Linked DNA regions of Mus musculus: regions 2 and 3 are each linked to region 1. The links are chromatin loops, found by intact Hi-C in ENCODE. Cell type or tissue: left cerebral cortex. All regions are shown on one strand.

The links. A loop is a pair of places that touch in the nucleus more often than their neighbours do. Peaks named below come from ENCODE experiments on the same cell type or tissue, not always from the same donor. Only the 100,000 strongest peaks of a DNase experiment are listed, where the experiment ranks them.
Region 2: it touches region 1 in a loop (4-fold over the local background); 10 of 42 quality-filtered maps call a loop at or near these places.
Region 3: it touches region 1 in a loop (2.4-fold over the local background); 3 of 42 quality-filtered maps call a loop at or near these places.

Annotation. Positions count from the first base shown.
Region 1 is chr6:101,372,721-101,380,720 of GRCm38, forward strand. It overlaps Pdzrn3 (PDZ domain containing RING finger 3), which reads right to left and starts at 5,177. Exons shown (of 10, transcript NM_018884.2): 1 at 4,446-5,177. The coding sequence starts at 5,168. In left cerebral cortex, a CTCF peak has its summit at 4,464; DNase peaks (open chromatin) are centred at 2,132, 2,520, 4,060, 4,640 and 3 more places; H3K4me3 peaks cover 4,139 bases; H3K27ac peaks cover 3,156 bases.
Region 2 is chr6:101,613,043-101,621,042 of GRCm38, forward strand. No RefSeq gene overlaps it. Among named protein-coding and RNA genes, the nearest start is that of Gm34335, 98 kb to the left of the region's middle. In left cerebral cortex, CTCF peaks have their summits at 3,977 (motif pointing left) and 4,932; DNase peaks (open chromatin) are centred at 3,937, 4,475 and 4,890.
Region 3 is chr6:101,478,346-101,486,345 of GRCm38, forward strand. No RefSeq gene overlaps it. Among named protein-coding and RNA genes, the nearest start is that of Gm34335, 37 kb to the right of the region's middle. In left cerebral cortex, no CTCF peak of the experiment used is centred here; DNase peaks (open chromatin) are centred at 3,132, 4,414, 4,508, 4,932 and 1 more place; H3K27ac peaks cover 2,650 bases.

The sequences.
Region 1 (8,000 bases):
AGAAAAGGAGTAAGTGCTGAGGAGAAGTATGATTGGAAACACCGTCCCAGGTAGAGAAAAAAGCAGGTGTGAAGGCCCACGGCTAGTTAGTTAGGAGCCTGGAGGCTTAGCCACAAAGCCCTCAAAACTCAGTGAAGTCAAGACAAGAGAAAGGAGAGCACTAGCAGGTGGATGTAGTTGGATGCAGTTTGCTAGACTGCCTTTTCCTGTCCAAGGCAAAGGAAGTAGAATAGAGTGAGATATGACTGACACTTGTAAGAAGGTATTGCTAGTGACAGGTAACGAACTATGTGAAATGAAAGGGTTTGGGGAGGAACCGCGTGCTGGTCCAGGCAGGAGATGATGCTGGGATGGGGGTGGTTTGAAAGAAAGGCCAGTCTTGTTCCTCATTCTGGAGTGGCTGCAGGTAGATCTGATTATCACAGCTCAGGGAATGCTGCTCCCCAAGGTGTGCTGATGTCAGGGTATGGCGCTACCCAGGCCACACCCACTTGTCAGTAACACAGGCACAACAGGAGTCAGCCAGTGCAAACGTTGGCTGTGCTGAAGTTGAGAACCTCTGCCTGAGACAGAAGATTGTCTGAATGACCTAAGAGAAGAGTAAATAGGTAGGTGCAAGACAGGTTTAAGAGGTAAACCAGGGTTCTGTGACTGACTGGACGCAGAGGGTCAAAGGGCACAGGGATGGGCTTCAAGTGTCTCAATGATGCTGAAGTGTTACCAAGGGCTTCAACCTTGCTCTTACAAAGGGGTAGGTAGGACAGGGTGGGAAACCAAGGGTGGAAGCAAGTCTCTTTAACTGAAGTATGGCACTCATGTCAGGCCTTCTACCAAGAGATGTGGCCTCAGGCAAATCAGAGGTATCTTCCTAGACCACTGCTGTTGATGTCAGCTTTAAAATATTATCCCTGATCTTTAAATATTTAGACAATGATCTGAAGGGTAGGAAATTAATTCAATGGTTGAAGACTCGCCCAACATTTATAAGGCTCCGACTCCATCACCAACACTGCACAGAGGAAAAAATTGATATATATCAGTGGCAGTATACTTGCTTATCATGTGCAAGAACTCTCAGTTCCTGAGACTGGCTAGTGGGTGAGACTGTGATAAATGGGTTTTACCACATTCTCCAAAGATTCCTAGCCCCAGGGGCCTGGAAAAGCAATAAAAACACTTCAACCAGGGCAGGCCACACAGGCCAATATAGTCAAATCTGGGGTGCTCTGGTGTTGTCAAAAAACTGGATCAAGACAAAATGAAGAACGTCAGATCATTTATGAAGCAAGTTTCATTATATGCTTCAGTTTAGAATGGAGAAGCAAACAATGGGTTTTAGAAAAATATGAAATAAAAGTTTTGTATCTGAGAGTTTCCAGGCAACTTAAATCCCTCTGCCTCTGGAAAAGAATAAACAGAACCTAGGAGGGACAGAAAGTTGGCCCAACGAAATACACAAGTCCTTAAAGAGCTCCTAATGGGAGGAGTTGCAGCTGACTATAGATAGGAAGAGCTGACCCTCTCAGCAAAGCCCAAGGAGGGCTAACTTGGGAACAAGAGGAGCGAGCTTCCTTAAGACCTCATCTGAGGCTGGGTAAGGGTTAAAGACCAGGAAGCCAGCTAGGGCAGCTTTTGGACCAGGACATCCTTGATTGTCCCCAAGCCTGGAGCAAAGGTCCCTGTAGGTCCTGAGCAGGGCTCCACCTTCAGGATGGAGTTTTTCTGTCTCTCAAAATCAACATCTTGTTCCTGAACTTCACACCCCTGATTCTCTGCCCTACTTACCCAACAGAGCTCCAAAACACATCCACAAATTTTATTCAAGCATCATATTTTTGATTCTAAGAGAGAGTTTACTCAAACATCCCAGAAAGAAAATAAAAAGGCAAGAAGAAATAATAAACTATCTCAACAGTGAATGATGTATGAACTCAGAAGGAGTGAATGGCTTATTTATAAATAAGCGTCACTCCTAAGACGACACAGGAAGCCCAGACGACAGCATAAACAAAAGACACTTGGGAAAGCCTTTGCCCAAAGCCTGGCGCCTGATTGAAAAGCAAGCTCAACCCTCTGTCTGGGTGAACTGCAAGCTCACATCAGCCTCTTGTGCGCCTGTGCGGTCCTCTGTGAGCCTCCGAGCTGTAAATATTTGCCCTTCGCCCAGAGCTGGCCAGCTGTGGAGACTGCAGCTGACAGACAGGCCAGGGGCCAGAAAGGGGGTGAAGGGTAGAAACTTGCAGGCCCGGAATGCAGGCGTGGAAGAAGGAGCAAGGGAGGGGAAGTGGGGAGAACAGAGCAGACACAAGTCTCTGGGGGACCCTCTCTCTGCCAGGCCACCTGGAGCAGCAGCCAGAGTGGCAGCAGCAGGGTCCACACCCCTTGCCAGGCAGCAGAAGCACCCAGCTGTTGAAAATGTGGCACGCTTGCCTGCAGGCAAACCAGTGGTTTTCGAGTGAGGGAATGCAGTTCCCTGGAGGACACTTGACAATATCTGGAGACATTTTGAACTGTTGGAATTTGGAATAAAGTCGACTGGCATGGTGCAAGTTGAAGCCAGGAGGAGTACACATGTGCTACAGAGTATCCGACAACAGAGACTCCCAGTAACAAAGCCTTCCCAAGCCCCCAAATGTCAGCCCACGCCTAGATAGAGCCAAAGTCTAGTAAAAGCCTATCTTCTCCGGGAGGCAGAACCTAAATCCACGCTTTTCTCATGAGTTCCACTGTTGGGATTTGGGCAGGTCAGGTCCCTCATCTATAAGATTTAGATGAAGTGGAAAGTACCCCCCCCCCCCACACACACACACATACACCACTCTTGGTGGCCCTTAATAAATAGAGAATAACAGGTCCCAGTGGTTAAACTGAGACAGGGCATAATTGTGGTTAAGAGCAGGGCCTAATGCTGTGACCCTTTAATATAGTTCCTTATGTTGAAACTGTTTCTGGGCTATAAAATAAAATTACTTTATTGCTACTTCATAACTATAATTTTGTTACCATTACAAATTGTAAATATCTGATGGGCTGGGTATCTAATACGAGACCCCAACCCACAGGTTGAAAACCACTATGCTAGAGAGACAAGTATGGTCAAAACCCACCTCTGAACCTTTAAAACCCTGACCTAAGCAGACGATTGTCCCTCCAGGAACCACAGTTTCTCCACGTACAAAATGGTAAGCATTGTACCTATATTTTTTATGAGAGGGGGGAGGGAAGGGGAAGAGGGGGGGGGGAGAAAGAGACAGGGAGGGGAGGAGAGGGGAGGGGGATAGAGGGAGTGGAGAGAGGGAGAGAGGGGGAGGGGGAGATGGGGAGGGGGAGAGGGGAGGGGGGAGGGGGAGAGGGGAGAGGGGAGAGGGGAGAGGGGAGAGGGGAGAGGGGAGAGAGAAATGACTGAGAAGCGCTGAAGCTGGTGAACCTCAGGAGGGGAGGCTGACATAATTCCCGATCAGCAAGGGCAGGGGAATGGTACAGGAGTGGTTTAAGGTAATTGCAGGTACTCTGAGCCTGGCACTGTGCCAGACCGTTTTTCTACAGCCTCACCTTGATGGAAACAACATCATCTGACGGGCTCGAGGTAAACCGAGGCACCTGTGGAGCCTAACCCACAAGCCACTCCGCTGGTTACCCAAAGGTGGAGATGTTTTAATTCAAGGAGGCTATCACTTAAATATTACTTTCCGGTTACTGGAGCAAGTGGGTCGTTGGGTTCTTTCTCGACTGCCCAAATGAGTTCTCCTATGGGGCCTGGCTGTGTTTTCCTGCTCTAAATTGTTAGGAACCATAGTTTCCAACTTTAGAGAGGGATTGAGCTACTTGCTCAAGGTCAGCAGCCAGTGAGTTGGCAGGAAAGTGCATGTTTGAATCCAGCCTTTACACCGGGGCCTCTCTCCTGGCATCCCTTTCAAGCTGCACCATAAGGGCTCTGCTGCCACCTTTCCCCCTTTGCATCGCAGCAGATACACTCCAGGTCGCCCAATGGAGTGTCACATCCACACAGACCATGGCTCTGATCTTAAGCCAAGATGAGCAGCTTCCTGGGTCTCAGGCTGGTGTGCAGGCCAAAGCCTCTCAACACCTCCCTGACTCTGGAGTCATGCTCTCTGTTCCTACCCTACACTTGGTTGTAAGTTCCTTTTAGTGTTCGCAGACACACTCTGGCCCCCCAAAACTGCCGTAGCTTCAATTCACCCTATATGTCCTGCCTTTTGGGACCACAGTTTCTCAGTTGGAATTAGTTAAGTAACCCGCACGGAGTGATACAGCTGGCAAGCGCTGCTAACAAGAGGAGGCCGGAGATGCACCCAGGAAGACCCTGGCATCCTATATTCAACGGACCTGGGTGGGACTCTGGGTCAGCTAAAGAGGGTGGAGAGAGGAAGGGAGAGAGAGGGAGAGAGAGAGGCAGAGATGGAGAGAGAAGAGAGATTGCTTACCTTGCCGCCTGGCGGCGCGGCCACGCAGCGGCTGAGCGAGTCGAGGCGCGCGCTGTACTCGGTGAACTTCTTCTGGTAGCGCAGCGCGGTCATCTGCAGTTCGAGCTGCGCGGCGGCCAGCTGCGCCACCAGCGACTTCTCGCGCTTGCCGGCCCGCAGCGCCTCCTTCTTGAGCGCCTTGTGCAGCGCGCCCAGGCGGGCCTGCAGCGCTCCGTTGTGCGCCCGCAGAGCCCGCGCGCAGCAGTGGCCGCCCGCCCGCTGCTCGCCGTGCGTCAGCGGCAGCCCGCAGCCCTCCTGGCAGCGACCCACGGGCCGCGCGTCGCACGCGTCGCGCATGTGGGCCTCCACGTCGCGTCGCAGCAGCAGCTGGCCGCAGCCCGCGTGGCGGCAGCGCGCGGGCGCGAAGTCGCAGCGCTCCAGGTGCTCGGGCAAGTCCTGCAACTTGACCACCCGGCCGCAGCCCCGCGCCGCGTGCGCGCACTTGATGTCCAACTTGAGGATGAGACGCTTGAGGGGCAGGACGTGGTTGAGCTCCTTGGCCGATAGGCGACCGCGACAACGCGCGGGGCAGCTGCCCTCCTGCACTACCCAGGGCAGCACGCAGCCGGCGCAGAATACGTGGCCGCACGGGGTGGTCAGCGGGTCCTCCAGGACCTTGTGGCACAAGGCGCACTTCAGATCAGGGTCCACGTCGCCGTCGAAGCGATCCAACTCGAAACCCATGGTGGCGGCCGGGGCCCGGTGTCGCCGCCGGGCGACCGGCCGCCCCCTCCCTCCCTCCCTGCGAGGCGGCCCAGACACGCCGGCTACGCCGCCCGCTCTCTAGCTCGCTCTCCCAGGACTGAGCCTAATTGCTCCAGACTTCCTCGGAAAATGCCCGAGGAACAGGACTCCTCCGGCCGTATTGGCTCGAGCGCAAGCGCACTAACATCCTGCCTCTGGGGCCTCACGACCCTCTTTTGGCCATAGGGAGGGGGCCTCGAGGCACAAGAGGCTGAGTTTGACCACAAAGCAAGGAGACCTGCCAGAGACCGGAGATGGGCCCCCTCTTAGGGTCTCCTCTCCGCTTTCTTGGAGGATTCTCTAAGAGACAAAATACGCCAGCAGAGAGCATCTCCCTCGGTTTGGAGCTGCGTCTGTGGCTCTCGCCCACAGAAGTTTCCTGCCACATCAGGACTTTTCATTCCCCACCTCCTTCTTTCTCCTGTGTCTGCCTTTTAGAGTGAAAAATATCTAAGGCCCTGCTATCTCTGTATTTACGGTCGTTATTTATTTATTTCACTCGGGGGAAAGTTACAGCGGCTGCTGGACGCTCAGGCTGAAACTTTGGTCCCAACCAGAAGATCTGCAAACTGCAGTGTTTAGCAGCTAGAGGTTTCCAGGACCAGAAGGCGAATTTGCAGGAATCAGATCTCCCCTCCAGCTGTCTGGATGGGACAGGCCAGAGTGGTTGGCTGGATCCCATTCTTACACCTCTATAAAGAGGGCACTACAGTACCTCAAGCATTTTGCTCAGTTTCTAAACTGGTCCCTTAAAAAAAAAAAAACAAAAAACAAAAAACAAAACAAACAAACAAAAAAAACAAAAAACAAAACAAACAAACAAAAAAAAAAAAAAACAGCGCTACAATGTTGCGAGAGCATACTTTAGCTCCACTTGAAAACTATTGCCCCCACCCCCCCCCCAACCCCCGCCCCGTTACTGGAGCCTTGACTCTGGTGGTTTAAGAGATGGAGGAGTTTAAAACTTCAAGTCCCTGTAGCAACGCCTACCCCAGCCAACTTGCCAACAACATCCCTTCAGCTTGTTTTTGTTGTTGTTTTGTTTTCCTTAAATTAATTTATTTATTTATTTATTTATTTATTTATATGCTTATTGTTTTATCTCCATTTTCCCACTGGAGCAGTTCAAAGAATCGCTCTTTGAACTGAATCAAAGACAGGCTATTTGAGAATTTTGGGTCCTTTCAGATTGTGAACCAATGGTTCACCAGGAGCTTGAGTGTGTATCCGCGCTAAAAGAGCCTACCAGCCACGGAGAAGCTGCTGGTCTCTACACAGCCTGGATTTTAGCTTGATGGAAAAACCCTTGCCGTCTGGACCTTTCTCTTCTACTCCAGAGAAGCTTTTCAAGCCCAGTAGCAAGCCTGGCACTGGGTGGAAACACCACTTGGGGGATACCAGGCTAAGTGGAAAGTTCATAATGTGGGATACCAGTCTAAGTAGAAAGTTCATAACATTACCCATGCCTTTGGTAGTTTTTGTTTTTGTTTTACTACCTCCCAAGGCTGTAGACATTCCTAAGAAACACTGGTGAGAGTAATGTCAAGTTCTGGAATTCTCATTCGGAATCTGCTGCCAGATTCTCTAGAGAATCTGGAAATGGAGAGCTAAGAATTTTTGTGTCTGGTATGGACCCAAGAAAATGGGATTACAGCATTCATTTTGTCTAATTACTTTTACTTCTGTCCTTTAGAGGGCTGCTAAAGACCCATGACCTTCACTATTGAACTGCTTCATTGGAGGGAAAGAATTGCCTTGATGTCCATAAGGATTAGTGTTCTGAAGTGACCACTGCAAAACTGTTGCTAACTGTTGCCTACCAGATTGTTCAGTGCATGGTTGAGGTCCCCCAACGGTGTTCTTTAATCTTGACGGGTGGCATTTGGTGTCTAGTCGTGATACTTTTGTTTCATTGCCTTTAATCAATGAATGCATTTCTCTTTAGAGGATTCCAAGTGATGTGAAATATTCATGACCTTTGTTCAGATAAGCTCCAGCAGGGAAAAATCTTCCACTGGTGCATTTGTTAAGCCCTCCGTGGGTAAGAGGCAGCTTCTTTCAACCAAGGTGTGTGGGCTTGTCAGTTTCATAGACAAGCTAGTGTCAACAAGGTGATAATCTTCAAACCAAACTGGTTTTGAGGAACACGGGGAAAACTCCATAATACACCATAAATGGGAAATTAGCACTTACCTGAGATGTAAACTTCAGCTCAGAGCTGTCTCTCCACCCATCTGTGGCCCCTGATGACAGATTGGGGGATGAAGGCCGGCTGTAAAGAAAGAGGCAGAGCTGAAACTATAGAGACACTGTCCCCTATTGTCAGTTTGCTCCTTCAGGCAAAGGCAAAATCTTCAGAAAGCCTCTCCCCATTAGTTAACTTTAGTATTAAAATTCTTGGAAATCAGCAAAAACCAAGCCAGATAAACCTACCGGAATGTGAGGGTGAGGGGAGGGACATGCATGCTGTTCTATCACTGGATTGGACAGGAGAACCAAGAGACAAAGCTATTAAGAAAAAGTGGAAATCAGGGCATTATCAGTTTTTCTTTTCTTTTCTTCTTCTTTTGATTTGTTTCTCACTAGTGACACACTCCTGCAGACCACCCTTTGTTGTGGGGTTGCCTTCTGTATTCTGGGATGGTTAGCAACATCTCTTGGAGATGCTCATAAATGCAGTGACAAAGGACCACCACTCTCGCCCACCACATATGACATCCAGGTCACTGCCAATGTCTCTTGAGGAGAAGCTGCCCCAGATTAAGAACCATT
Region 2 (8,000 bases), 240 kb after region 1:
CCTAATGTAAGAATCATTGCTAAGTGATGACCTGCAATTCTTATTAGCTTGTGTCATGATATCAATGGGTGCCCAAGGAGCCATTATTAGCCCTCCCACCTTGAGTACAAGTGTGGAGGAGTCTGAGAATCCATTATGTAGCAGATGACTTCACCCTGTGGAGACAGCCAATGACATGTAAGAACATGACTACAGGCAGAGATTCGTGGTTTGCCAAAATGAATGACTACTATGATATTTCCAATCGCAGCCAAATAAGCCCCGTTGAGAAGCTGACGGACAGTGCTGATGCACAGACTTTTTGCATCTTCTCTTCTTCTTCCTGTAGCATCTTGAGCTGTGAGTAATTAGGTCAGAGGCTGGTCACTCAAACCAGTTTTGAGGTTGTTGTTAGTGGTCTAGGTAATTGCAAATGCCTTGCTGGTTTAAGAACAAGTGAGTATTTCAGGAGACTGGGGGTCAGGTAAGCATTTTAATGTTAAGTCTTCTTCTGTAGCAGGATTATGTTGGACAGAAAATAAGTTTTGAATTGCAGAGAAGCAAGGGCCATTGCTTAATTCTTTTAGCCTGTGTCTAGTGTTTGTCTCATACACAGGATTGTTGGATTGGAGGAATGACCTCAGTCCTCAAGGTGTGGCTATCTGACCATATTATGAGACTCTAATAGCTTTTAGAAAACCTCTACTGTAGTGCAGATTCCTTATACATATATTTTGTGTAATTACAAAACAACCCTAGCCTTAATGACAGTAGCAGGGTCAGCGTAAAGGGAGTCTTTCCTGTGACTGTTGATGATGTGCCCCTCAGTACATATAAGCTGTAATTTAAAACCTCCTCCAGAACCGTAGGTTGAAATACCATAATTAATGGGTCTAACTGCCATGAATTAAACTGCCCTCCTTTGGCAAAAGGGGAGGAAGAAGAACTCAGAGAAAAACGATGCCCCATATGTTGGTGACTTAGCTCCAGACTGTAGAAAGACACCAGGCACTTGGAAGTTAGTGAGAAGAAAGAGAATGATCTAGGCAAGCCATTTCTCCCAGGTTTGTTTGTTCCTGCCATGGAAGGACAATCACATGAGGGTGAAGTCAAGTGCTTCACAAGATTCTTGTCCTCAAAAGCAAGTCTTAATACGACACTGAAGAGGTGGGTGTTGAGGGAATGTCTCAGTTGGCAAAGTGCTTGCTGAGCAAGCACAAGGTCCTAGGTTTGAATCTCAGGACCCATGCAAAATCAGAGTATGGGAGGTAAGACAGGAGAAACCCTGAGTCTAGTAGATAACCAGTCTAGCAAAATTGCTGAGTCCTGTGTCCCAGTAAGAGAGACTATCTTAAAAGCATAATTGAACACTCCTGCAATTCACTTCTGGCCTCCATGTGCACACATACTTTCATGGAGGTACACATACACACACATATACACAGACAGAGAGGGAGGGGAAGGGGGAGGGGGAGAGGGAGAAGGGGAGGGGGAGAGGGTGAAGGGGAGGGGGAGGGGGAGAGGGAGAGGGAGAGGGAGAGACAGAAATTCAACATTATTTCACATTCAAGAGAAAGTGTAAGTAGTTCTGACTTGTCCTTTGTGTGCTTAAACCACACTACTTAGCTCTCCCCCTTCTCCTAGCATGAACAGGACACACCGACCACTCTGTGCAGTGGCATTCACATCCTCGCCAGCATCTGCTGTCACCTGAATTTTTGATCTTAGACATTCTGACTGGGTTTTGATTTGCATTTCCCTGATGGTTAAGGATGTTGAACATTTTTTCAGGTGCTTCTCAGCCATTCGGTATTCATCAGGTGAGAATTCTTTGTTTAGCTCTGTGCCCCATTTTTTAATAGGGTTATTTGAATTTCTGGAATCCATCTTCTTGAGCTCTTTGTATATATTGGATATTAGTCCCCTATCTGATTTAGGATCGGTAAAGATCCTTTCCCAATCTGTTGGTGGCCTTTTTGTCTTATTGACAGTGTCTTTTGCCTTACAGAAGCTTTGCAATTTTATGAGGTCCCATTTGTCAATTCTTGATCTTATGGTTTTCAAAGGAGAATCCAGAAGAAAACTTCTTACATAAAAACTGTCCTGACATCTGAAAAGAAAAAATAACTATGAGGTTGAACATGCTCTTCCAAGCAAATTGTACTACACTTTATGAACGTTTTTATTGTTTTCTCTATGTCATCTTTGTTTTCTCCCTGTGGTCTCAGGGATGGGACCCAGAATTTCATACATGCTCAGGAAGTACTCTAGTACAAAGTGATGTCCTCAGCCTTCTTGATAAGGTCATCGTATGATTCATGCATTGAAGCAATATTGCTAAGAGCAAGAATTCCATCTGATTGTGTTAATTCTTCCTTCACTAAAAAGGTATGCCCCAGGCATATGACAACTCAGGAATATCCTTTACTCTAGTTATATTTCAAGAGGCCTTCCAAGGAAGTAGACAGATTAAAGACTGGAGTCAAGGACACATAGACTTGAGTCTCCACAATGGTAGCAGTGTGACCTTTGTAGATTTCAGTGCTTTGGCTTGAAAAAATAGGGATCTTAGGCTGGTGAGTTGAGGTCATAGGTGAGACTGAAGGTGCTCAGCACTAATCTTGATGATCTGAGTTTGATTCCTAGGACTCTCATTGTGGCAGGAGAGCACTGGCTCTTGCATACTGTCCTCAGTCTTCCACATGTACTGCAACACACACACACACACACACACACACACACACACACACACACACACACACACACGTACATGCACACACACATGCACACACACACACAAGTAAAACTGTTATTAATCATAGGGATACTAACAGGACTGAAGTAACACTGTTCATGAAGACTGAGATTGTGTGTGCATAGGACATGACCAGCACTCACTAAGTCCTCATTAAACTTTAGCTTTCATTTTTAATCACAAAATGGATTCATTTCCTAAGGCCATTATTATATGTCACCCTGAACTCTGAGCCTTCTAACAACAGCAATTTGCTCACTCAGTATTTCATGTCACAAGATCCAAGTCACATGGTTAGCTGGGTTCTCTCTCTCCAAAGGCCCCAGTGAAGAACCCTCTCCTGCCTTATCCAGGTTTGGAGACTTCAAGGAATCTACTTGCCTTCATAACTTACATCTCTCTGTTTGTCATAATATGTCCTGTTCTTCTGCTAGTCCTTCTTGTGTGTATTTCTCATAAGGACCTCTGACACTAGACTCCAGCACTGACAATGCAGGGTGACCTCATCTTGAATCTTAGTTACATTTGCAAAGATCCTGTCATCTTGGGCTTATCAAGATGGGTGCTCAAGATTAGGTCACTAAACTGTCCTTCTGAGGGCCACATTTTAACTCATGACATAGCATGCGTGGCTAAGAGGATTTGCCTTTTTAAACATGTGAATTAATCTCTTCTAATTCTACGTGTTTTCCTATGACAAAGGAATGTGAATCAAACCCACTGAAAATTATAAAAAGCATCAGGAGTGAATGGGGGGGTGGTAGCAAGAAGGGAGGAGATGGACATAGGGGTAGGAGGGGACACTTTCAATGTACATGGATATATGTAGAAAGTTATGAAAGCAGAGTCTAAACAGAACTCCAAGGTGGGAGTGGGGAGTGGATTTGACCCCTAGATTTCTACTTAGCAGGAGTGAGTACTAACATTTCAGTGCTGGTGTGCATGCTAGCAGAGGCAGAACTCAGCTAAAGGCACTAAAACATAATCTGGCATAAGATATTTAATTCCTGTTAACAATAAACATTATTGTAAACATTGCTTTCTCAGGGTCTGTCAGGTAAGTGACAGGGTTGCTAGAAACATTCCTCTTCTTGAACATTTTACCTGTTGACCTGTAAAGTGTTTCCTACTACTGTTTCTTAATGCACCATGGTTTCCAGAACCCCACCGCAGGTTGTTCATTATTCTACAAGTGGAGTCAGTGGAGAAGATGGCAATTATGCTAGGATATTCTGCCATCTGCAGGTAGTCATGGGCTGCTGCAACACTCATAAAACAAATTAATTACATGGGTTCGGAAAGGGACCTTTTACTTAGAGTCTCTGAAGGCTCCAAATCTACTATTGCATTCTTGCTAATTAATACAGACATCCTTTGGCGAGTGTGTAGAATTAATTTCAGGATTCTTAGAGACCAAAACTTTTAGATACTCATGTCCCTTACATAAAATTTTATATGCCTTTATTTTGTCTTCTTTGTAGTAGTTATAATACCTAATGCCATACATACACTATGCAAATACTTTTCAAACTGTGTTATTTTGGGGGAAGGCAACAAAGAAAAGATTAACATATTCAGTATAGATACACAATCCCTTTCTCTGTTGGTTCAACAGAGAACACTTGTAGTTTATTCAGTCCACATAGAGAGGAAGGCCTGTGATGTACTCAGTCAAAAACATTTCTTTATAGAAGATGCTTGAAGATGTGTGTGGGCCACTCCCACGCACTTGGGATCTGCCTACCAGCAGATGTCCACATATTCAGCTCAGTAGGCTTTTGTTGTACAAATCAGCAGCTTCTCACTTGTTCTTGGGTCATGAGTAAAACCCAAGGCTTTGTTGGAGATGGATAGATGTGGGCTTTGCCCATCCTCCTGAATCTGGTGCCATAGTGAGCTGTGTATCAACAGGCTTGCCGTGTGCTGCTGCTGCAGCCAGATGTCAAAGAACTGGTAGATGTTGGAAGCCTACATTTTCATGAAATGGGTGAGATGGGTGTGTTTCTTAGTTAGGGTTTCTATTGCTGTAAAGAGATCATCACCATGGCTGCTCTTATAAAGGAAAACATTTAACTGGGGCTGGCTTACAGTTTCAAAGATTGTCCATTATCATCATGGCAGGAGCATGGCAGCATGCATACAAACATGGTGCTGGAACTGAGAGTTGTCCATCTTTATGTTCGGGCAGCAGAGGGAGACTGTGTGCCATACTCAGCATAACTTCAGCATATCTGAGACCTCAAAGCCCATCTCCACGCTGATATGCTTCCTCTAGCAAGGCCACGACTATGCGAACAAGCTCATATCTCCTAATAGTGCCATTTCTTATGGGCCATATGAGACTATGAGTCTATGGAGGTCATATCTGCTCAAACTATCACAGGAGGGAAGGTAAAAATCTGAGCACTATAGCAGAGAAGCTAATGAGAGACTCTGACCTGCGTGCATCACTTTGTAAATCAGCAAGTGGAAAGACATGATTTTGATAAAAACAAAACAAAACAAAGAAAAACAAAACAAAACAAAATCTCATGTATTGGCAACACTGCTAGTGTTTTCTTTACTGCTGAGGGATTATATTTATTTTTATCCATATATTCTTATACCTGTTTATATTTTACATAAAAGCAATGTTGGCTTAGATTGCCTTCAATTTTATCTTAAATTTAAAATCACTTATGGGTTTAAATTGAACCCATTAAGTAAATATTTTTATGTACTCAGCTAAAACAAGAGCTGAAAAATGCAGAGTCAAAAGGATACACTATTCTACCTTATGGAAGATCAGTTAAAAATAAAACTAGGCTATTCTTAAACATGTTAATGTAATTACAGTGACACACACACACACACACACACACACACACACACACACACACCTTACTCTATAGCCCAGACTGGTCTAGATTCACCATGTAGTCTACAGCAGTCCTCCTGCCTCAGTCTCCTAAGTGTTGCAATTGCAGATTGGGAGGATAGCTTATGGGGGATTTTTTTCTTAGATATTTTCTTTATTTAAATTTCAAATATTATCCCCTTTCCTGATTTCCACCACCCTAGAAACCCTCTATCCCATTCCCCCTCCTCCTGATTTTATGAGGGTGTGCCCCCACCCACCCACTCCCTCCTCCCCACCCTTGAATTCCCTTACACTGGGGCGTCAAGCCTTTACAGGACCAAGGGCCTCTTCTCTGATTGATGCCTGACAAGGCCATCTGCTGCTATATATACAGCTGAAGCCATGGGTCCCTCCATGTGTTCTCCTTGGTTGGTGGTTTAGACCCTGGAAGCTCTGGTTGCTTCATATCGTTGTTCTTTCTATGGGGTTGCAAACCCCTTCAGCTCCTTCAGTCCTTTCTCTAGCTCCCCCATTGGGGGCCCCATGATCAGTTCAATGGTTGGCTGCGAGCATCCACCTCATTATATGTCAGGCTTTGGCAAAGCCTTTCAGAAGACAGCTGTATCAGGCTCCTGTCAGCATGTACTTCTTGGCATCTACAACAGTGTCTGTGTTTGTTGACTGTAAATGGGATGGATCCCCAGGTAGGACAGTCTCTGGATGGCCTTTCCTTCAGTCTCTGCTCTGCACACAATGGTGTACTACTAAGTTATTAAAAACAACGAATTCTTCTTCAGTTTCATGTGTTTTGCAAATTGTACCTTATATCTCACTATACTAAGTTTCTGAGCTAATATCCACTTATCAGTGAGTACATATTATTTGAGTTTTTTTGTGATTGTGTTACCTCACTCAGGATGATGCCCTCCAGGTCCAACCATTTGCCTAGGAATTTCATAAATTCATTCTTTTTAATAGCCGAGTAGTACTCCATTGTGTAAATGTACAACATTTTTTGTATCCATTCCTCTGTTGAGGGGCATCTGGGTTCTTTCCAGCTTCTGGCTATTATAAATAAGGCTGCTATGAACATAGTGGAGCATGTGTCCTTCTTACTGGTTGGGACATCTTCTGGATATATGCCCATGAGAGGTTTTGCAGGATCCTCCGGTAATACTATGTCCAATTTTCTGAGGAACTGATTTCCAGAAATCGCCAGACTGATTTACAGAGTGGTTGTACAAGCTTGCAATCCCACCAACAATGGAGGAGTGTTCCTCTTTCTCCACATCCTCGCCAGCATATGCTGTCACCTGAATTTTTGATCTTAGCCATTCTGACTGGTGTGAGACAGAATCTCAGGGTTGTTTTGATTTGCATTTCTCTGATGATTAAGGATGTTGAACATTTTTTTCAGGTGCTTCTCAGCCATTCGATATCCCTCGGGTGAGAATTCTTTGTTTAGCTCTGAGCCCCATCTTTTAAGGGGGTTATTTGATTTTCTGGAGTCCATCCTCTTGAGTTCTTTATATATATTGGATATTAGTCCCCTATCTGATTTAAGATAGGTAAAGATCCTTTCCCAATCTGTTGGTGGCCTTTTTGTCTTATTGACCTGTCTTTTGCCTTGCAGAAGCTTTGTAGTTTCATGAGGTCCCATTTGTCAATCCTCAATCTTACAGCACAAGCCATTGCTGTTCTATTCAGGAATTTTTCCCCTGTGCCCATATCTTCGAGGCTTTTCCTCACTTTCTCCTCTATAAGTTTCAGTGTCTCTGGTTTTATGTGAAGTTCCTTGATCCACTTAGATTTGACCTTAGTACAAGGAGATAAGTATGGATCGATTCACATTCTTCTACATGACAACAACCAGTTGTGCCAGCACCAATTGTTGAAAATGCTGTCTTTCTTCCACTGGATGGTTTTAGCTCCCTTGTCAAAGATCAAGTGACCATAGGTGTGTGGGTTCATTTCTGGGTCTTCAATTCTATTCCATTGGTCTACTTGTCTGTCTCTATACCAGTACCATGCAGTTTTTATCACAATTGCTCTGTAGTAAAGCTTTAGGTCAGGCATGGTGATTCCACCAGAGGTTCTTTTATCCTTGAGAAGACTTTTTGCTATCCTAGGTTTTTTGTTATTCCAGATGAATTTGCAAATTGCTCCTTCTAATTCGTTGAAGAATTGAGTTGGAATTTTGATGGGGATTGCATTGAATCTGTAGATTGGTTTTGGCAAGATAGCCATTTTTACATTGTTGATCCTGCCAATCCATGAGCATGGGAGATCTTTCCATCTTCTGAGATCTTCTTTAATTTCTTTCTTCAGAGACTTGAAGTTTTTATCATACAGATCTTTCACCTCCTTAGTTAGAGTCACGCCAAGATATTTTATATTATTTGTGACTATTGAGAAGGGTGTTGTTTC
Region 3 (8,000 bases), 110 kb after region 1:
AACTGCATATTTTCCTTTATAAGAGTTGCTGTGGCCGGGCAGTGGTGGCACATGCCTTTAATCCCAGCACTTGGGAGGCAGAGGCAGGTGGATTTCTGAGTTCGAGGCCAGCCTGGTCTACAGCGTGATTTCCGGGAGAGCCAAAACTGCTCAGAGAAACTCTGTCTCGAAAAACAAAAAACAAAAGACAAAACAACAAAAAAGTTGCTGTGATCATAATGTCTCTCCACAACTATAAAAGCCAAACTAAGACAACCCCTCAAACACTAAAGCAAGTTACATGACCATTGTCATATAAAAGTACTTGCTGACTGGCTTGCAGCTGAGTTGCTGAACCAATCACTCAAGGCAGAATTGATTTATTTAAATAATCTACATCAATGGTTCCTCCTTCTCTATGGCATTAACACTCAAGAAAGTTAAAATTGTTCTAATTATTTGGAGAAAGTAATATTATTTCATACCGTAAGGAACTGTCCTTTAATCTAAAGAACTTCTTTTTTTAAAACAATTTTGCCAAATTATAATTTACAAACTAAAGAACAGATGCATTTAAAGGATGCAATTCAATATATCTTCAGTTGTATAATTACCAGTATCACAACTTTAGAACATTTTCATGGACAATTCTTTGATCCCCCTCCTAAAAACCAAACAAATAGGCACTGACTTATTTAACTGTCTACCTCTTAGCCCAGGGAACAACCCATTTCTCTGCTTTCTGTTCCTAGACTTTTTTATTCTGGGTATCGGATGTAAACGGAATGGAATACTGTATGATCTTTGGTGACTTGCTTCATTTACTTAGCATGATATTGGCAAACTTCCTTCTGTTGTAACATTCAGAAGTACCATTGCTTTTCATTGCAGATGATACTCTGTTGTATATATAAACAAAACATTAAAACCTCGTGTGTGTGTGTGTGTGTGTGTGTGTGTGTGTGTGTGTGTGTGTGTGTGTGGTATTGCAGGTGGATGGTAGATGTACGTTAGTGTAGATGTGTGCAGGGCGCACATGAATGAATATATGAATAGAGGTTCAAGTTGGCATCAGTGTCTTCAATAACCATTCACTTTACAATTTAAAGCGTTTGTCTCTTTGTGTGTGTGTGTGTGTGTGTGTGTGTGTTATATATGCACATATTATTCATGTGTGTGGGTGCATGTTCTTGTGGGTGTATCTGCATGTGTGTAAACATGCAGAGTCCAGAGATCTAGATCACGTGTCTTTCTTGATACAGTTAGTTCTACCGTCTGTGTTTGAAACAGGGCCATTCTCTGTTTCTCAGGCTAGAATGGACCTTGGACTAGAATGAGGAGTGAGCAGGCACCTGGAGCTTCCTGTCTCTACCTTGCTATGCTTCGAGACTATCGGTGTATATCACTTTGTTTGGCTTTTTATGTGGAAGATAGCTCTTCATGCATGGATGGCAAGGATTTTACCTACTGTGCCATCTTCTCAGCTACTAGACAGATCATAATTTTAATTCCTCCATCAGTTGATGAACATCTAGACTGCTTTCACTTTTTGCTATCCGGATTGCTGTTTGGGGTACTGATGTGCACATTTCACACAAGCATACAATTACCTCTCTCTTGAACACACATGTCCAGGAGTACAGCTGTTGGATCAGATGGTAACCTTAAACTTTGGAGGGGTTTTTGAACTGTGTTCCTGATCAGGTAGTCATTCAATTGTCATTCTTCTATGTGCTGCAGATGAAAATATAGCTGTTTATACTCTGTGACCATGATTTTCATAAACACACACAAAGCATTGTTTGCAATAGTACCACACGCTGCTCTTTCCAAGGATGCAGCCAGAAAAGGGGAGACTGTATTCTTGCTTGTAACATTACTAGGAAATGTTTGCTATTTCAGAAAAAATTAAACTAAACTAAACAAACGAAACAATCTGAGCATAGTATTGGTTGTATCTGAGTCACAAACAAAACATACATATGTCAGAATGTATCTGTATTCTCATCCAGGGGGAGTTTACTTCCTCACTGGTTATTTGAACATCATCCAAGCCAAGGTTTAGTGTCTGGGGAGGGTTCTCACTGGCATCTCTAGGTAGAGCCCTGGATTCTTGATCCACCTCTAGTCCCAGTGTGAATAGTGCTTAGGACTGGCACATACTCATAGTTCTCCAGCTTAAAATGTGCATTGGTTTCATGGACAGAATTATATTATATTAACATATTATATACTTGAGGAAAGCTGTGTCTAGGTGTTTTAGCTAAAAATCATGTGATTTTATTAGATGCAACTGTAAGTTACCTTTTGTATAACTATGGAATTATGGATAATTTTATGCCATCTGTAAATTATTTGATCTCTGCATTTCATCTCTGTATAATACTGGGAGATGCTACACACTGAAGTTACTAGAACGGCAGCCAACTGGACTCCTTGGGTTTGATGCTTCGTGCTGGAGCAAGCTCAGCTTCTTTTAGGATAAATGGGCCATCTATAATAGACAGCAGAATGATCTGAGGATCTGAAAGGACAAAGGAAGAGGGAATGCTGTAGAGTTATTGGCCATGAACAAAATTTCAAATATTTCCAAGATCTTGATTTATAATCCTGTACTTTTCTCTTCTCCTATTTTATTCTTCCCTCCTGTTCTCTCCTCTTCCTTTCTTTCTTCTCTCTGATATTTTTGTAGAGTTCATTATTTACAAGAAATCACACTCACTAAGGCAAGCAATAGTCAATGGCCAGAAGCAGTCCAGAACCTTCTCAGACTCAAACCAGGGCTGTTTCCAATATTGTTGAAGCCTGTTTTGCCCATTGCCTCTTATCAGCAGATGTGGCTGCCAACTTTGTCCATCTTAGAACATAAAACTAGATAGAGAAAATAGATGGTATACAGCCTACATGTGGGCCACAGGAACTCCACAAAACAGCTGTCATGGGTTGGGTCAGAGCTAAAACCGTTTCCTGCCTCTGGGAAATCAGTGCTCTGAACCCTTCATATGTTCCACGTGGAGCGGTATGTTTCTTCACTGATCTGGGAAGAAGGCCCGATTTTTTGCAGAGTTCCGTGCATACATGGGAACTCCAGCATGACTATGCACAGTGTATGTGAAAATCAGAATCCTAGTGAGTTAGAAAGGTGGTTAAGTTGGTAAACTGCTTATCTTATAAGAATATGAACCTCAGTTTGATTCCCAGAACCCATGTTATAAAAGCAAGGCATGATGGTGCATGCTTATGATTCAAAAACTGGGCAGGCAGATACAAGGGTATCACAAGGGATCACTGGCCAGCCAGACTAAACTACTTGGCCAGTGAGAGACCCTGTCAAAAAATAATAAGGTAGATAGTGTTTGAGGAACACGTCTTCTGCTACACAAATGCAGACACACACAGAGAGAGGCATAGACACACAGACAGACATAGACATACAAATAGACAGACAGACAGACACACACACACAGACACATACACAGAGGCATAGACACACAGACAGACATAGACATACAAATAGACAGACAGACAGACAGACACACACACACACAGGTATAGACACACAAACAAACATAGACATACAAATAGACAGACAGACAGACAGACAGACAGACACACACACACACACACACACATACACACACACACAAAATGTTGGCATTTTGTCAAGGTTCTTCCCCACAGTTACATGGCAACAGCCAGGTATGCCTGGCTCACTATAAAAGGGGCTGATTGCCCCCTTCTCTCTCTTTTGGTTTCTTGTTCTTGCTTTGTCCTCTTCTTCCTGCTCCCCCCTCTCCATTCCCCCTGCTCTCTCTTTCTACATGCTCTTGGCTGGCCGCTACCCCTCTTCTCTCTCTCTCTCTCTCTCTCTCTCTCTCTCTCTCTCTCTCTCTCTCTCTCTCTCTCTCCCTCCCTCTCCATCCTCTCTCTCTACTTCTCTCTCAACTCCCTTCCCCATGCACTGAATAAACTCTATTCTATATTATACCATGTGGCTGGTCCCTCAGGGGGAAGGGATGCCTCAGCATGGGCCCCTGCAGAGATATCCCCTTCCCCCACACCTGATTAAACATCCACGAAACATATTCCTTTTCTCCTTATATTTTTATAAAACAAAACACACACACACACACACACACACACACACACACACACACACACACAGGATCTGCCCTCAGGGATGATCCTCTTAGGAGCTGGTCAGTGCCTGGGAACCAACATTTTAAACAAGACACTTTCTCCCCCTCTTCTTCACTTTTCACCATTCTCCTTTAGTCTGAATGGTTCTGGTAATTTTTTTTCTGACTGAGGCAAAAGCTGAGGAGGTAAATCCTGCCAGTCTATCCTGCTGCAGTGAGCTTGCTGGGATCCATGTGTCAGCTCAGCTTTCTGGCTGCTTGCAGAGGGCTAGAAAGTTGGATCATCTGGGGCTGGCTGACATTCCCCTGCAATGGAATTTCCTTTGCTGCAGAACCTGCGGCCAGCAGCATGCTGTGCACAGATTTTGTTTTTACTCAATAAGTTTTCCTTGAACTGGACCCGATCGAGCCGCAGTTAAGAAAGGAGCCTGAAGGCTCTGCCAACACGTCAGCTGCAAAGCAGACATCCTGAAGGGCTTACAGTGTGGAAAACAAAATGCCTACGGTGGCCCATGAAAGGGCACAGTGCTATTGATCATGCCAGCTACATGGTGAGATATGCTTCTTGTGCCCTGGCAGAGGAGTTCATCTTGATAAAAACCAGGGTTGGAAGAAGTGATGGATGTACTTAGATATGTGGCTAACCCCCAGCGAGCTGAGGTTTCTGTGTTTCCAACAGACTTTGACATGGGGGAGGAAACACATTAGAAGAAGAAATTGCTGGAGGAGAGGTTTGCCTTTCCCACCCCCAACACCAAAGACATTCTGAACTAGAAAGAAAGCAGGTCCCGAGGATATGAAATGCTGAAGTGCTATGGAGAGCAGCTACTTCAGCTGAGGTTGCTGGTGGGTGGGGAGAGATGACCCAGATTCAAGACAGTGAATCAGAGGAAGGCTGAAAGGAGATACATCTTTGGTGGCAGAAGGCTGTTTTGCCTTTTTTCCATCTGAGAACGGGAGTGCTTCCTTCAAAAGGAGAAAGTAACTCATAGCAGTGTCATATAGAGAGCTCAAGAGAGAGGAGTTCTAATGAAGGCCATGGGTAGCTTCAGAAAGAACCGAAGGCCATCTTAGTGACCGATGGACATGTACCCATGATTGTGATGGACACTGCCAAGTATATTGCTCTTTTCAACTTTAGGCAGCCATTAGCAATCGATCAGAGTTAACATTGAAGCTAAAGAGAAATGGAGCCTAAGAGATGCTCAGTTGGTAAAGCACTTGGGGCACAGCCATGAGGACCTACATTTTTGATTCCCAGCACTCCTATAAAAGTGAGATGGGCTGGAGGTGCATGTTTGCCATCTCAGAGCTCGGGGGACAGAGAGAGGAGGGTCCAGGGAGGCTGCTGGTGAGGAAGGTCAGTCGAATTGGCCAGCTCTAGGTTCAGGGAGAGAACTTGTCTCAAAATATAAAGTGGAAAGTGATTAATGAAGATACCTGATATTGACATTTGGCCCCTGAAAATGTTCATGGGCACATGTTCACATACATGAACACAGACAGACAGATAAGTGTGTGCACGTGTTCACGCGCAAACACACACACACACACACACACACACACACACACACACACACACACACACACACCTTTTTATCGCCACTTTACTCTCTTCCCGGAGCCTTAGGAGTGGGGGTTGTGCTGTACACAGTACACATATCAGCTGGGACTAGGTATCACAGGGTCAGTTGTTCTCTGCATTAAATGAGTTGTGAATCTCAGTGATAATTTCCAGATCCAGTGTGTAGTCTTCTCAAAGACTCCTCAGCCTCATCTTGATTTCTTATTACCTGCTTCTTTCATGAGGCTGTGAACTTGATATTTTCAGTAGACATCTGTGTGACAATGGGTGTATGAGCACCCAGAGGTGGGCATTCCGGGCCCACCATTTGGGTTGGGTTCTTTTTTTTTTTTTTTTTTTACAGGAGTTTGGCAAAAGTTATATGTCAAATAAAAACCACAACCCTTTCTCTCCTTAAAGAATACTAAATCCTCTGGGCAAAACTCTGACATGCCTATGAGTGTCTCTGGGGTATACATTTGAATAACGGCAACAGTTGTCATACTGATATGTTGTTACGCTGTAGGCTCTGTGCTCGGGCTCTCAATAAGATTATGCCATTAAATCTTTGAATGTTTTCAGCATAATTTTCCAGAAGAGAACACTGAGGTTCACAGAAGTTGAGCAACTTCCCCGAGGTCATATAGCTGGGTACTGGCCAAGCTGCTATTCGGATTCAAGGAGTCAGACATTCCAGGATTAGTTTGAAGCTTGCACTTATAGTCCAGAGGCCACCGAGACCCTCCCCCCCTTTCTCAGTCTGGTGAATAAGGGAAGATGTGAAGGCTCAGAGCAGACAGACTTCATTCCCTAAATAGCTGGTGTGGAGATTTCTACCACCCACCTCCTCTCTCTCTCTCTCTCTCTCTCTCTCTCTCTCTCTCTCTCTCTCTCTCTCTCTCTCTCTCTGGCAACGGTGAGCTGTGTGGAGAGGAAGCATGCAGAAATGGTAAGCTGACACCTCACTGCCTCACCGCCATGACTTATGAGCACACATCAGACACACAGTTGCCAAACACCCTCTCATGACACTCATTTTCCTCAGGTCCCAGCTGCCTGAGGGCCCTGAAAGAAAGCTGGGGCCAGCTCTGGGGTCAGCCGAACAAACAGATGGAGATGAGGGGAGGTGACACTCGATCAGGCCTCCGCATCTGCTGGGCCTGCCATGGCTGCTTGGGCTGCCTGATGTCTTGACCTAGCTAATCTTGGTGGTCATCCTCAGGCCGGCTGTCCCGTGTCATTCATGGCCACCCTGAGGTGACTTCTGCTTAGAGATGCTCTTACTCAGAAAGTCAAGCTGACTGGGTCCCAACTGCTTTTTTTTTTTTTTTTACATTATGGCTTTGAGCCTACCTTTTTTTTTTTTTTTTTAAAATTAGGTATTTTCCTCGTTTACATTTTCAATGCTATCCCAAAGGTCCCCATACCCAACCCCCCAATCCCCTACCCACCCACTCCCCCTTTTTGGCCCTGGTGTTCCCCTGTACTGGGGCATATAAAGTTTGCAAGTCCAATGGGCCTCTCTTTGCAGTGATGGCCAACTAGGCCATCTTTTGATACATATGCAGCTAGAGTCAAGAGCTCCCGGGTACTGCTTAGTTCATATTGTTGTTCCACCTATAGGGTTGCAGTTCCCTTTAGCTCCTTGGGTAATTTCTCTAGCTCCTCCATTGGGGGCCGTGTGACCCATCCAATAGCTGACTGTGAGCATCCACTTCTGTGTTTGCTAGGCCCCGGCATAGTCTCACAAGAGAGAGCTATATCTGGGTCCTTTCAGCAAAATCTTGCTAGTGTATGCAATGGTGTCAGCATTTGGAAGCTGATTATGGGATGGATCCCTGCATATGAGCCTACCTTTTGGCAGACAGTTTTTGTATGGACAGCTCCTGGGTATTGTACAGCTAATATTAATGTGTTTGTGTAGCTATGTATTATTCATCCCGTGTTTTATAGCTTGATATCAACAATGCACACTAACTTTGTGAGGCTAACTAAACTTTTAGGAATTTCATCATAACATCACGAAAGATACAGATTTGTTTGAGGAATGTGCTCTATGTTCATATGCAGACGTCATCCACTCACCTACCTCTCTAACAGTTACGGGGCACTTAGGATTGCCAACCAGCCTTCCTTACATGGGCTCCTGCCAAGCCAGAAGAGAAAAACAACTTCATTAATGCCCCAATCACACATGCATGCTACAGGAGGAAAAATGAACTTGGCACAAACCGATTGGTAGAATTTCAATCAGAGCAAAGCTGCACTTAAGAAGAGTGGACTATGGGGTACTTAAATGCTTAATTCCTTTCAGACCT